2 separate regions of the Homo sapiens genome follow, and region 1 is linked to region 2. Evidence: read pairs that join two places in POLR2A ChIA-PET (ENCODE). Cell type or tissue: B cell. All regions are shown on one strand. Links, peaks and the distances in the headings refer to the core of each region. The heading gives the core; the rest is flanking DNA.

The links. Peaks named below come from ENCODE experiments on the same cell type or tissue, not always from the same donor. Only the 100,000 strongest peaks of a DNase experiment are listed, where the experiment ranks them.
Region 1: POLR2A ChIA-PET joins it to region 2 with 9 read pairs; 3 of 35 experiments call an interaction of 5 or more read pairs at or near these places.

Annotation. Positions count from the first base shown.
Region 1 is chr1:40,375,875-40,382,824 of GRCh38, reverse strand. The region is part of intron 1 of SMAP2 (small ArfGAP2); the gene reads right to left. Among named protein-coding and RNA genes, the nearest start is that of SMAP2, 5.6 kb to the right of the region's middle. In B cell, for the core only: no CTCF peak of the experiment used is centred there; no DNase peak of the experiment used is centred there; H3K4me3 peaks cover 4,893 bases; H3K27ac peaks cover 5,000 bases.
Region 2 is chr1:40,288,952-40,295,901 of GRCh38, reverse strand. It overlaps ZMPSTE24 (zinc metallopeptidase STE24), which reads right to left. Exons shown (of 10, transcript NM_005857.5): 9 at 4,905-5,048; 10 at 1,722-3,457. The coding sequence ends at 3,233. Among named protein-coding and RNA genes, the nearest start is that of COL9A2, 25 kb to the left of the region's middle. In B cell, for the core only: no CTCF peak of the experiment used is centred there; no DNase peak of the experiment used is centred there; H3K27ac peaks cover 637 bases.

The DNA of each region.
Region 1 (6,950 bases), core at 1,359-6,358, 87 kb before region 2:
TTCTAGGTGCTGGGAACACTACAGTGAACAAAACAGGCATAGGCCCCTGCCCCCTAGCTTACATTCTAGGGATGTGTAAAGTGTGGCACATTATGATTTTAAAAATTAGCCAATATAGGACTGTTGCTTTAACAATAGAGGAATTTGGTAAAAGTGGATTAACTTTAAGGTGTTCTACTCTACAAAGACTTGGTTCTTACCTTTTCAATGTGGTATGAACTGTCACATTCCAGGGGCCAATACAGAACTTCTTCAAAGCTAGTATCTAGTTAAACTGGCCACTTGATCAAACAGGAGTACAACTGTGGTAAGGATTTAAGCAGACACAATAACAAAAGGTAGGCACTGTATGCTTACAGTGTAAAGCATATGCATGTTTTATGCAGAATCTTGCTTGGCATCATTTTTACAGGAAATACCATTTGGAGGAACTGAGTCTGACTCAATTTAATAAGTCACTTTATCCCTTCACTGTAGCACAGGTAGAGTCCATCAACATAACATACAAAGCCAGTGGCAGTGTACATAACAAGTAGAATGTCGCAGTCACCGATTGCATGACACGATTTCCAAGATGGAATTTTCAGGCAGAAGAACAGAAACAGACAATGACTCATGTGATGAACAGTTATATAGACAACTGTGCCCAAGAAAGCTGCCACCTACATACCATAATGACATCAGATGAAAAATGCAGAAAAAAGGTAGTTTTCCAATTTATCTAGAAAAAAAAGATTTGCTGAAAAGTATATATACTGAGAGATGAGACTGCAGCTACCTGTTTATGCATCCTAAGCACTGAGCAACCAGGAGCACACATCAGGTATTCCAAATATGACCTGCTTGAGGCTAAGAGCATGTTCAGCCTCAAAAATCAACATCAAGAGCTCCAGAAATAACATAGTATCTACTGCTGGCACTTCACTAGACTTATGCTAAAATAATTTAATGTACCCACAAAGGTACATTTCAATGGAGAATTTAATCGGCACCATGCTCAGACCTTTCTTACTATTCAGCGATCAGGAAGCGTTTCATGCCTGCAATATTTATAACCCCATGTGAATAGCAGGTGGACCTACAATACTATGGGCTTCTTACACAACAGGAAGTCTAAAGCACAGTGCATATTCAAAATCTCAATGCCACGAAGCAAGTCAACCACAGAGCTCAGGTTTTAACCTTACAGTATCCTGACTACCTGTCAAACTCTACTCCTCATCACTCCTCAACATGCAGTCAAAATATACTAAAGAATCCCCACACGCACACACACACACACAAAACAGTGCACCTTCGAGGCTTTGCACATTCTGTTCCCTCTTCCTAGAATACAAAGTTCCCTAAATTAGCTTGGCAAAGTCATACTTATCCTTTAAGACACAGCCTACTTTTCTCTTTGAAGCCATGACTTCCCGAGGAAGACTTCTTTGCCTTCTTCAATGCTTTCATTTCTCCCTGTATACCATGCCACAATAATTTCTGTATTGCATCATTTATATTTGTACACATCTGCTTCCCCATTAGACTGTAAAATCCTTGAGACTAAAGACTCTTTCTTTTAATCTATATGTCCCGGTACAATGTCTGAGAAAAAGTAGGTAGTAAGTGCTTAAGAAACATTTTCTGAATGACTATATGTAGTGGGGGATCTCAGGCTTGCGAAGTTCCCCTAAAAGATATACATTTTCTATTCTTCATCTCACTGGCACCAAATGATATTTAAAGGGCAAGGAGAACAAATAGGAAAGTATCTCTCAGGGAACAGGTTTAATATGTTGACATTAAAAGACAATCTAATGGGGATTTTGATAAATTACTTTCAGTAAAACTATCAATCTAACCATGACTGTCAGAGTTATAGTGCACTAGCTATAAAAAACCAGAAATATATGTGATCTTGGCTAGAGAAAGGCGTTTAACAACTAGAAATGGAAGCAGAACTCCTTCTGTTGTTTCACGCCATTGAATTTTTTACTTTTTAAAAGGTACCACAGGCTGGGTGCGGCGGCTCACACCTATAATCCCAGCACTTTGGGAGGCTAAGGTGGGCGATCACCTGAGGTCAGGAGTTCGAGACCAGCCTGGCCAACATGATGAAACCCCTCTCTACTAAAAATACAAAATATTAGCCAGGTGTGGTGGCAGGCGTCTCTAATCCCAGCCACTCGGGAGGCTGAGGCAGGAGAATGGCTTGAACCCGGGAAGTGGAGGTTGCAGTGAGCCAAGACCACACCACTGCACTCCAGCCTGGGCAACAGAGCGAGACTCCATCTCAAAAGAGAAAAAAAAAAAGTGCCACAGATACAGCTAAAATAATTTTAAATTGATAGGAAAGTTCATTTCTAAGGAATATTTAACAAGCAATGACTTGGCTATCAACAGAAAACAAATGTAAAGCAAAGCTAAAGATTAATGTACATGAGTTAAAACTTAAGACAACTATGAGAAAATTTCTACACAAAGAAATTCCCTGGTCTAATCTTTCATACAAGTTTGAAATCGGGAAACATCCAGAGACCATCCTCAAGGGTACCATAAAGCACATTTGCAAAAATGCCAGAACTCCATATATAGGAAATGGTTTTGGCTTAAAGACTAGGGAATTACTGGGTGAGTCATTCTAACTGTGGCTCCCAGTAACCAGACTATCTTAAAAGGGAATAAAGTCAAAAGTAAAACTAATAAAATCAAGATTAAAAAATTTATGATTAGCAATGGTAAAAGTAAATAATGCAGACATTTGTGTAACACATTAGTTTACAAGGCACTTTCATTTTTCAAACTAGGAAAACTAAACTGAGAAAGTTAGGTGGTATGTGGAATCAGGTCACCAAGCTGCAATAAGCAAAGTAAAGGAATTTAACTGGCTGTTCCAATACCAAGTCTACAGACTCTTCCATTACTCTGCCTCTCTGCCATCTTAACAGTAGGCTTATATGTGTCTATGGGCCTAGGACACTTTCTAAGATGCCTTCAAAGAGAGCAGTGTCTGCTGGGCATGGTGGCTCATGCCTGTAATCCCAGCATTTTGGGAGGCCAAGGTGGGCAGATCACTTGAGGTCAGGAGTTCCAGACCAGCCTGGACAACATGGTGAAACCTTCTCTCTGCTAAAAATATAAAAATTAGTCAGGTGCCTGTAATCCCTGCTACTCAGGAGGCTGAGGCAGGAGAACTTGAACCCGGGAGGGGGAGTTTGCAGTGAGCCAAGACTGCACCACTGTACATAGCAAGACTCCGCCTCAAAAAAAAAAAAAAAAAAAAAAAAGAGAGACAACAGTGTCTTCCAAATCATTTAAGAATAGCTTTCTACTTAGTCAAGATAACTTGGTCACAGCCTTAGAAAATACCTTCAAAGAACAAAGCACTCCTCAATGTGCATGGAAAGTGTATGCTCTCCATGTTCTGTTGATTGAAAAATACAGATGTCAAGAGCTGTGGGTAATATGCTACCATTTGCATAAAAGCACTGCAAAGGAATATATTTAAATGTAATTGTTTGTCTATGCATACATTATCTCTTAAAAGTCACGTAAGAAATTGCCGACAATGGGCTAGGTGTGGTGGCTCACACCTGTAATCCAAGCACTTTGGGAGGCTGAGGTTGGTGGATCACCCGAGGCCAGGAGTTCGAGGCCAGCCTGACCAACATGGTGAAACCCCATCTCTACTAAAAATACAAATATTAGCTGGGCGTGGTGGTGGGCGCCCAGCTACTCGAGAGGCTGAGGCAGGAGAATCACTTGAACCCAGGAGGGAGAGGTTGCAGTGAACCAAGATCTTGCCATCGCACGCCAGCCTGGGCAACAAGAGCGAAACTCTGTCTCAAAAAAAAAAAAAAAGAAAAGAAAAGAAAAGAAATTGCCAACAATTGTTACTTCCACGGAGTGAAAATGGTGGCTCAGAGATGAGGGACAGCAGAATGATTTTATACCGTACATATTCCCCTTTGGACCTTTTGGATTTTGAACTACATGAAAGTGCTACCTTTTTCAAAAAGTACATTTAAATGTAGATTTAAAAATATAGGAGTTGGAACAGAGGCAGTGGTTGGGTGGGGTGAAACATTTCAGAGATAGGATGTAGCAGAAGAAGGGAAAAGCAAAAAATTATTACACTTTCTGTTGGACTCTAGAATTTCATGTGGTGTTTCAGTCTGAAGTAAATACTCCTCAAGATGATCAAATGTCTTGTACTCTTAACTCTTTGCTCTGCCGGGTATGGTGTGTCACACCTGTAATCCCAGCACTCTGGGAGGCTGAGATGGGAGGACTGCTTCAGCCCAGGAGTTAGAACTAGCCTGAGAAACATAGTGAGACCCTGTCTCAATTGTAGATAAGCCAGTAAATAAATAAATAAATCTTTGCCCATCAAACAGCCCTCAATTTCTCACAAACCTTGACACTAAGAAAGGAGTGTCCCAATAGTGGACACAAATATTTAGGTCATCAGAAAGGTATAGTCAGCCCTCCATTAGAAATGGGTTCTGCATCTGTGGATTCAAACAACTGCAGATTGAAAATATTCGAAAAAATGGCTGGGCCCCGTGGCACACGCCTGTAGTCCCAGCACTTTGGGAGGCTAAGTGGGAGGACAGCTTGAGCCCAGGAGTCTGAGGCTACAGTGAGCTATAATCGCACCACTGCACTCCAGCCTGGGTGGCAGAGCAAGACCCCGTCTCTAAAAAAAATAAAAAGGAAAGAAAATATTCAGTAAAAAATGAATGGTTGCATCTGTACAGAACATGTGCAGACTTTTTTCCTTCTCATTATTCCCTAAATTATACAGAGTAACAACTACTGGCATAGCATTAACATTGTATTAGATATTATAAGTAATCTAGAGATGATTTAAAGTATAAGGGAGGATGTGTATAAGTTATATGCAAGCACTACAACATTTATATCAGGGACTTGAGCATCTGTGGATTTTAGTACCCCAGAAGGTTCCTGGAACCAATCCCCCCTGGATACCAAAGGACAACTGTAGATCCTTTCATGGTAAATAAGATAGTGTCCAGTTTAAAACACAGTCTCTGACGGGGTGGCTTAGCAATTATTCCTGACACACTGATAAAATCTGGAACTGCTGAGCTAGAAGTTAAAACTTGGACCAGTATGACCCCAAGTACAAAGGAAGTATGACCCATACCCAAAAATGGAACCCAGCCTCAATCAGCCAGAGTTACCATTGACATATCTGGAATTTTCAGTAGTTTTGTCCTCTGTTCTATCACTACCTAAGTTAGTCCAAAAGTTCACCCTAAAAGTCACATTAACCCCAGGGCTTTGGGTAATGAAGAAATCACATCTTGAGCCTAGAGAGAATCATAGCATTTCTTAAATAGGCAGCCCCAAAGCAGTTTCCTTTCCCACACTGAAATTACTGGAATGGTTTAGTGGTCCCAGAAACTGGTAAGACTCGTGCCCAGGACAGTTAAAAACCCCAGGATCAACAAAACTTGTACGAAGTAAAAAGAACACAAGCTTGTTCTCTATTCTGATGTTTATTTGTTGTGTTTTGTTTTAGAGACAGGGTCTTGCTCTCTGACCCAGGCTGCAGCGCAGTGGCACTCAATCATGGCCCACTGCAGCTTCGACCTCCTGGGCTCAGTTGCCCAGGTGATCCTCCTGCCTCAGCCTCCTGAGTAGCTGGGACCACAGATGCACAACACCACACCCAGCTAATTTTTTAACTATTTGTAGAGACAAGGTCACACTATGTTGCCCAGGCTGGTCTTGAACTCCTGGACTCAAGTGATCCTCCCTCCTTGGCCTCTCAAAGTGCTGGGATTACAGGTTTGAGCCACCACACCCAGCCTCTATTCCGAAGTTTAAATCACATACCTTGAAAGTCAACTAATAAATGTTCCTAAATAAGTATAAGAATTTAAAAATAAAAGTCATTGCCAAAGAGTTATATTTTGGAACATTGCAAAAATACCTGCTCATAGGTCGATAGTCTATGCCACATCATCTAACTGGATATTAATAGATGAGCAATCACTCACCATATCCTGTACAGTTAACTTCCAATTTTTTAGGAAAGGACACAGGAATACAGGTAAATAAACTGAAACCCAATTCTCATTTTAGCCAACACTTTTTAAATTCCTCCTCCAATGAAATGTATTTTTTATCAGCGCTAACAGGTAACAATTTATTGATCCAAACGTCTTTTCCTTCAACAATCTGATAGTTGTCCAAATGATCATTATGACAACCAAAATTAGAAAACAGCAGGGGAAAAAGAGTGAGAGGGCTTGGAGGGGTGGAATGGGATAGGTAATTCATAAATTGGATAAACAGAGGCCTCAACAAATGCCTATTTGTCATAATCTAAAGATGACTGACCCATTGTCATCTCATTTTTAATACAATGACCAAGTCCCTGAAGCCACCTGGTAAAATGTAAAACGAACTTCTGAAAAGAAATTGAGGATCCAGGATTCTACCATCAACAGTAGTTAATAAAGTTTACAAGCCAGCAGTTACTAGTTCTCATTAAGAATTAACTGATATTTCATAACCTGATCCCCAGTAAGCTTATTAATAAAAAGCAACGGAAATTTCGGGCTGGGCATGGTGGCTCACACCTGTAATCCCAGCACTTTGGAAGGCTGAGGCGGGTGGATCACCTGAGGTCAGGAGTTCAAGACCAGCCTGGCCAACATGGTGAAACCCTGTCTCTACTAAAAATACAAAAATCAGCTGGGCATGGTGGCGGGCGCCTGTAATCCCAGGTACTCGGGAGGCTGAGGCAGGAGAATCACTTGAACCCGGGAGGCAGAGGTTGCAGTGAGCCGAGATTGCACCATTGCACTCCAGCCTGGGCGACAAAGCGAAACTGTCTCAAAAAATAAAAATAAAAAATAAAATAAATAAAAAGCAATGGAAATTTGGAGGAAGAAGTAGTGAATCAGCCTCTCTCTTCCATGTGCTGTATTTTA
Region 2 (6,950 bases), core at 979-5,978:
TAGAACGTAAGGCCCTTAAGTGGTAGTTAGCTTTCTGCTAATGATGGCAGAATACTCAAAACCATCAAAGATATAGAAAGTATATAAGAACATGGCCAGGAGTGGTGACTCACACCTGTAATCTCAGCATTTTGGGAGGCCAGGGCAGGCAGATCACAAGGTCAGGAGCTTGAGGCCAGCCTGGCTAACATGGAGTAACCCCATCTCTACTAAAAAATACAAAAATTTGCTGGGCACGGTGGCTCACCCCATAATCCCAGCACTTTGGGAGGGCAAGGTGGGCGGATCCCCTGAGGTCAGGAGTTTGAGACCAGCCTGGCCAACATGGAGAAACCCCGTCTCTATTAAAAATACAAAAATTAGCCAGGTGTATTGGCCCATGCCTGTAATCTCAGTTACTCGGGAGGCTGAAGCAGGAGAATCACTTGAACCTGGGAGGCAGAGGTGGCAGTGAGCCAAGATCATGCCACTACACTCAATCCTGGGTGACAGAGAGACAGAGAGTCTTAAAAAAAAAGAAAGAAAAGAAAAAAATACAAAAATTAGCCGGATGTGGTGGCTCACATGCCTGTAATCCCAGCTACTCAAGAGGCTGAAGCAGGAGAATCTCTTGAACCTGGGTGGTGGAGGTTGCAGTGAGCCGAGATCGCACCATTGCAGTCCAGCCTGGGCAACATGGTGAAACCCCATCTCTACTAAAAATACAAAAAATTAGCCAGGCGTGGTGGCGCAAGCCTGTAATCCTAGCTACTTGGGAGGCTGAGGCAGGAGAATCGCTTGAACCCAGGAGGCGGAGGTTGCGGTGAGCTGAGATCGGGGCATTGCACTCCAGCCTGGACAACAAGAGAGAAACTTCTTCTCAAAAAAAACAAAAACAAAAAAAGCAAGTAGAAGGTTTCCACAGGGAGGGGAATATCACATGTAGGATCAGGGGTAACAGTGAGCATATAAAATATAAGGGCAAGCGGGGACCATCATTTGGTACTAAAACCACTGAACTGATCCTGGGAATTCTCCTATCCTAAACAGAGGCAGAATTTACAAGCAGTTCTCAGACCTCAGCAAAGGGCCAACTCAGATAAAGCCAGTATATACACACAACAGAGATTCAACCTTAGATTCAGAGCTTAACTCTGCTGGAGTTGTGCCATTTTACCCAAGGCTTTGACCTACTCAATTTTGCCCCTGCTGCACATCCACCAGGTCTTTCTTAGGGTGCAGAGTGCCATCTATTCCTTCGTTGGTGGGCCTATCTACTCTTCCCTTGATTGGTCAATTTCTTAGGAACCTACCAGTATCCTTTTGGCCATCCCTATGCCTCTGCCATCCATAAAGTGTGGGTGACTAAGTCAGTCACATATTTAAAAGCTAATTACTGCCACCATATGTAAGGAAAACCAAAGAGGCAGCTGGAGCAGACCAGGCAGGCCCAACAATTTGAGGTTATAAAAATAGAGAAGGAATGATTCCAAATGAAGCTTCCAAGGAAATATCTGCAAGAACTGGTGATACTCTGGAGCAAAGCAGGAGCAAGACACTGAAGAGACTCTGTGTAAAGCACAGTGGTGGCACTGACACCACTCATCATTAGGGCTATTTCTTCATTCCACTCTTCATTGCTAGCACCCAGTTCCTCTCAGGTAATAAACATATGTTCAGGTAACAAATGATACACAAATTAAAAAAATGATACACAAATATCAAACTAAAGACAAAGTACATACATTTGCGTTGGCAATGTTTAATGTTTCACTTTTGCAGAACTGAAATTTGTATTCAAAGGCACAGAAGGAAGGAAAGGCAGTTATCAGAGCATGAAGTCACAGATAAAGGATGCTGAATAAAAGCATAGGACTGCTCCTCTTTAGCCTTAGGAAAATAAATAATGCAGTATTAAACTAGATTTTTATTTTTATTATATTTCCATGTGAAGACATCACCCAAATGTCAGCGGAGCAAAAGACTTTATGGTCAGATACCAAAGGCGTACAGTTGATCCCACTTTGGAATAAATGCCCAGAAGGTAATAAGCATTATCAGTGAGTGAGAGCTCTAGGCACAAAATAAGTTCTCATTCAGAAAGTGGACAGAGATATGAAGCAGTGAAACATATAGCTTTAAAAACTGGAAATCATTCATGACATTTGTTTTCAAAGTAAACATTATCTGCATTTCAAGAACTGTAATTTTCAAAAGTAGAATCAGGCCTGATTAAGTAATATTTATGACTTACAGATAAAATTACAAAAATAAAAATGAAAACTCTTCTGCCCTTGAAAGAGATAGAAAACTATATTTTTTTCCCTGTAATGTCACAGAGATTCATCAGTATTTCATCCTTATGTCGCTTAAAAAATGTTATTTTTAATTCGTCTTTCCTGTTCTGCCACTTTTAACATAGCAAAACGTGTTTAATATGGCCATCTCTGCTGAGTGAAAGGATGTATTATTTACTGCATGAATGAGAAGAAGCTACAATTTACCTCCAATGGGATCATATCTACCACGTGGGAAAAAAAGATAAAGACACGGATTTTCCAAAAAACAAAAGAAACAAACAAACAAAAAAACCCCACAAAACTCAATGATTTAAAATATCCTATACATAATTTCTAACTTCAAAGCACTATGAGAAACTCTTGATCACTGTGTAGCAAGAAAGGGAAGAAAGAAATTAAAAATTTGGTAGAATAGGAGAGCATTTTTCTAACTACTTTCATTTAAATAACATTGGCCTTACCAACTATTACCTTTCTTATTTAAAACACTGATTCACCAGGTGAAATCATAACAGCATGAAAGTAAGACCAGATTTCAAGTTAGGTGTGAGCACAATGATTCAGGACCACTGTTTCCACCTCACAGAAAGGATTCCTGTGGTGATGCTCCCTCTTTCAAACATATGCCCTCAAACACCTCACATGCAGATTCCATATAAGTATACAAATAAAACGAGTTCTGTATTTTTCCAAATAATTTTACAACTTGATGGTAAATTAGATGTCAAAGATAAAACTATGCCTTTAAAAACATTAAGCTTCAAAATTCATTCAGTGTTTTAAGAAATGAATTATTAAAATCATTTTTAAAATGACATATTAAATGTATTTAAATCTGGGCTTTTCTGTACTTAATTTTTCTTCTAAAAAAAAGTTTAAAAACATCAAGAGCTGGAACATGCTGCCAGGACAGAAATAATCAGAAATGTCTTCAGTCACAGATCCTGGACATCTCAGTGTTGCTTCATAGTTTTCAAAGCTTGAAGTCTCTCTAGCAGTGGAGGATGAGAATAATGCCACATTGAGAACAACCAGTCAGAAACAGGGAATCCCAAGTTATCTTTGTTAAGTTTGATTAAAGCAGAATATAAGTCTTTAGCCTTCCCAAGTTTCTTGGCAAATGCATCAGCTTGAAACTCAAATCTGCGGCTTAGGACTGTTAGGCAAAAAGAAAGAACCTGAAAAAGAAAATGAAAGGGTTTTAGCCACTGCCCACCTCTTTGTTGTTACTAAAGGTTCCATGAGCTGAGACTGTAGAGAAGTTTGGCTTGGGATAAGAGGAATGGCAGGACAAAAGAAAGATCACTAATATTTAGGGGACCTAGGGTGAGGAAATTATAAATTGAGCCTTATTCTCCCCCAAGCAAACAGGCCAGAAACACATATAAAAGTTAAACATCCCTAACCAAAAACTTGAAATCTGAAATGTTCCAAAATCTGAAACTTTTGAGTGCTGACATGAGACTCAAAAGTCATGCTCAGGCCGGGTGTGGTGCCTCACACCTGTAATCCCAGCACTTTTGGGAAGCTGAGGCAGGTGGATCACCTGAGGTCAGGAGTTCGAGACCAACCTGGCCAACATGGTGAAACCCTGTCTCTAGTAAAAATACAAAAATTAGCTGGGCGTGGTGATGGGTGCCTGTAGTCCCAGCTATTCAGGAGGCTGAGGCAGGAGAATTGCTTGAACCCGGGAGGCGGAGGTTGCAGTGAGCCAAGATGACACCCCTGCACTCCAGCCTGGGAGACAGAGCGAGACTCCATCTTAAAAAAAAAAAAAAAAAAAGAGTTTTAAGATAATACATCTCAGTTCTCTGCCAAATTTATTTTTGTTTATGTGGACAATGCTATATGAATATGATCTATGCCCCTCCATTTTTCTTTCCTGGTGTCCCCACCATACATAATAGAAAAATATAATTCATTTAGCTCATCTTAACTCTACAATCTATCCCAAGAAAGAATTCTTCTGAATGGAGATACCTCAAGATCTTCAATATTATTTCTTAGCTTAATTTGGAAGCCTTACCAAACATCATGAAATGATGCCATTGTCAGGTTTGTTATATAGTCTCACATTAACCTATGTATTATCACTCACACGGAATACCCCTAATGAGCTAACACAGAGCAATGTTCTTAAGTTTCATTTACCACAAAATACCCGATTTTGATTTTGTGGGTTTGGGTGGATCCCTCAGGCTATATGGAGGCAGGTGGTCATGGAGCAGAGGAACAGTCACTAAGCCTCCCTTACTGAGCTGTACCAATTAGTGTTTGCTTTGTCCCCTCATACACATAAGATTTTTACCCAAGCACTGGTGAATATGTGGCCTAGGACACAACATTCCAATAGTTAATCTCCATCTACCGAGTCCTTTTAGGTGTTCACCACTGAAGTCTAGTTTTCTACTTATACTTTCCTAAGAGTATGCAAACGTTTATTTATTTGGGCTTGAATTTTTCTGCTACTTTGTCATACTGACCAGTGAATCAGGGGACTAAAAGACTTTGTTTCATCTATTTGTTAAAACTGTACTGTTCTATTTCCTTTTTCACTATCCTGAAAGCTCTAGATTTGAAGCAGGCAAGAGCATATGTGTGATAATTTTAAAGATCATACATTACCTCATTGTAAGGTGAAAAAATAAACTGGAAGATGATCAATAGTCCAATAAGAGTGGGTTGGCTATCATAAAAACCAAATGCAGCAAAAAGCTCCTTTCGACCAATTAATACAGCAAATAAAAAAAAACACAGGAAAGAATTCATCTAGAAAGAAGGACATGAAATTTCTAAGTTATTACCAAGCTGATTTCACTATGGGATCAGTAGCATCCATAAAGTATAAGAAATCACAGTGTGGCCGGGCGCGGTGGCTCACGCCTGTAATCCCAGCACTTTGGGAGGCCAAGGCGGGTGGATCACGAGGTCAGGAGATTGAGACCATCCTGGCTAACATGGTGAAACCCCGTCTCTACTAAAAATGCAGAAAAAATTAGCCGGACGTGGTGGCGGATGCCTGTAGTCCCAGCTACTCGGGAGGCTGAGGCAGGAGAATGGCGTGAACCCGGGAGGCGGAGCTTGCAGTGAGCTGAAATGGCGCCACTGCACTCCAGCCTGGGCAACAGAGTGAGACTCCATCTCAAAAAAAAAAAAAAAAAAAAAAAAAAAATTCATAGTGTGATTTTAAGAAAGGTATTAGTGTGATCACAGAACAAATTATTTAAGTAGCTTTTTTTGAGACAGATCTCACTCTGTCGCCCAGGGTGGAGCTCAGTGGCACGATCTCGGCTCACTGCAAGCTCCGCCTCCCATGTTCACGCCATTCCCCTGCCTCAGCCTCCCGAGTAGCTGGGACTACAGGCGCCCCCCACCATGCCCGGCTAATTTTTTGTATTTTTAGAAGAGACGGGGTTTCACTGTGTTAGCCAGGATGGTCTCAATCTCCTGACCTCAGATGATCCACCCACCTGGGCCTCCCAAAGTGCTGGGATTACAGGCATGAACCATACTGCCCCGCCAGTAGTTTTTAGTTTCACTTTTATTTCAAAAGTAAAATAAAATGTTCCCAAATGTATAAACTGTATCATTTTCTATAAGGGCAAGCTTAAGTTGAGGCTCCTATCATTGAGGGTTTGAAGTGGTCAATAGCAATGGGATATTTTCTCTCTGTAAAAGGGTGAAGGGCTAGAATGGATTCTGGCCTTGTTTTATAACACTGTAATCAGATACAACGCCTCCCACCTGACTTTGAAGCGGAGGCTCCAAAGAAACAGGCTTCCCTTGAATCCTCTCTAGGCCCACTGGAGCTGTACCAGATAGTTAGAAAGGTCAGGGGGAAAAGTAGATCCATCTTGATCAATAAATGAGAGGAGAAAAAAATAAAAAATCTATACCAAAATACAACCTCTTGGAGTAAGGTTGGAGAACACACAACATTCTTTTTCTGTGCAAATTAGGATCTTGGAGGCCACATGTACCTTATTTAAGTGTGTTGCTTCAAACCATTTGACCCAAACGAGATGACCCAAGAAGCTGTCAGCTTAGAATGGGGCTTAGAGCATAAGAAGGCTCACCAGCTGCCCCAGGACAAGCAGCTTCGACACTCATCCTTATAACTCAGTGGATCCAATATGACAAGCTCCAACAGAAAACTCAGTGAAGTCTCCTACACTTATAATCTATGCATCCACTTTTGTCAAGTAACCATTGTCCTTTTGAAAAATAACTTTTGGTTTGCTACTGGGCCCTACTACAGACTGAATTCCTGGCCATGGGATACTGTGATCCTGCAAACTGAACTATCCCTTCTGAACTGGGTGCTATGTTAATCTGTTAATCTGCCTAGCCAGGAAACTGCTATGCGCAGAAGCACTTCATCATCAAGGACAAGTGGTAGATATAAGAGTGGAAATGAAGCAAGTTATGAAGGCACCAGTAAGTTAAATAAGCAGATGGCTCATACTCTAGTACACCAACTCCTACCACCAACAACCCTCAACCAACCCTTACTCATATGCTGTTCCCTATAATCAATTAGTTGAACAGGAACAAAATCAGAGCCTATTTTACAATAACTTAATACAATATGCTGGCACCAGATGAAAGTGGACTGCTGTGGTATTACAGAGCCACTCAGGGATGGTCTTGGAAGGCAGTGGTGAAGGGAAT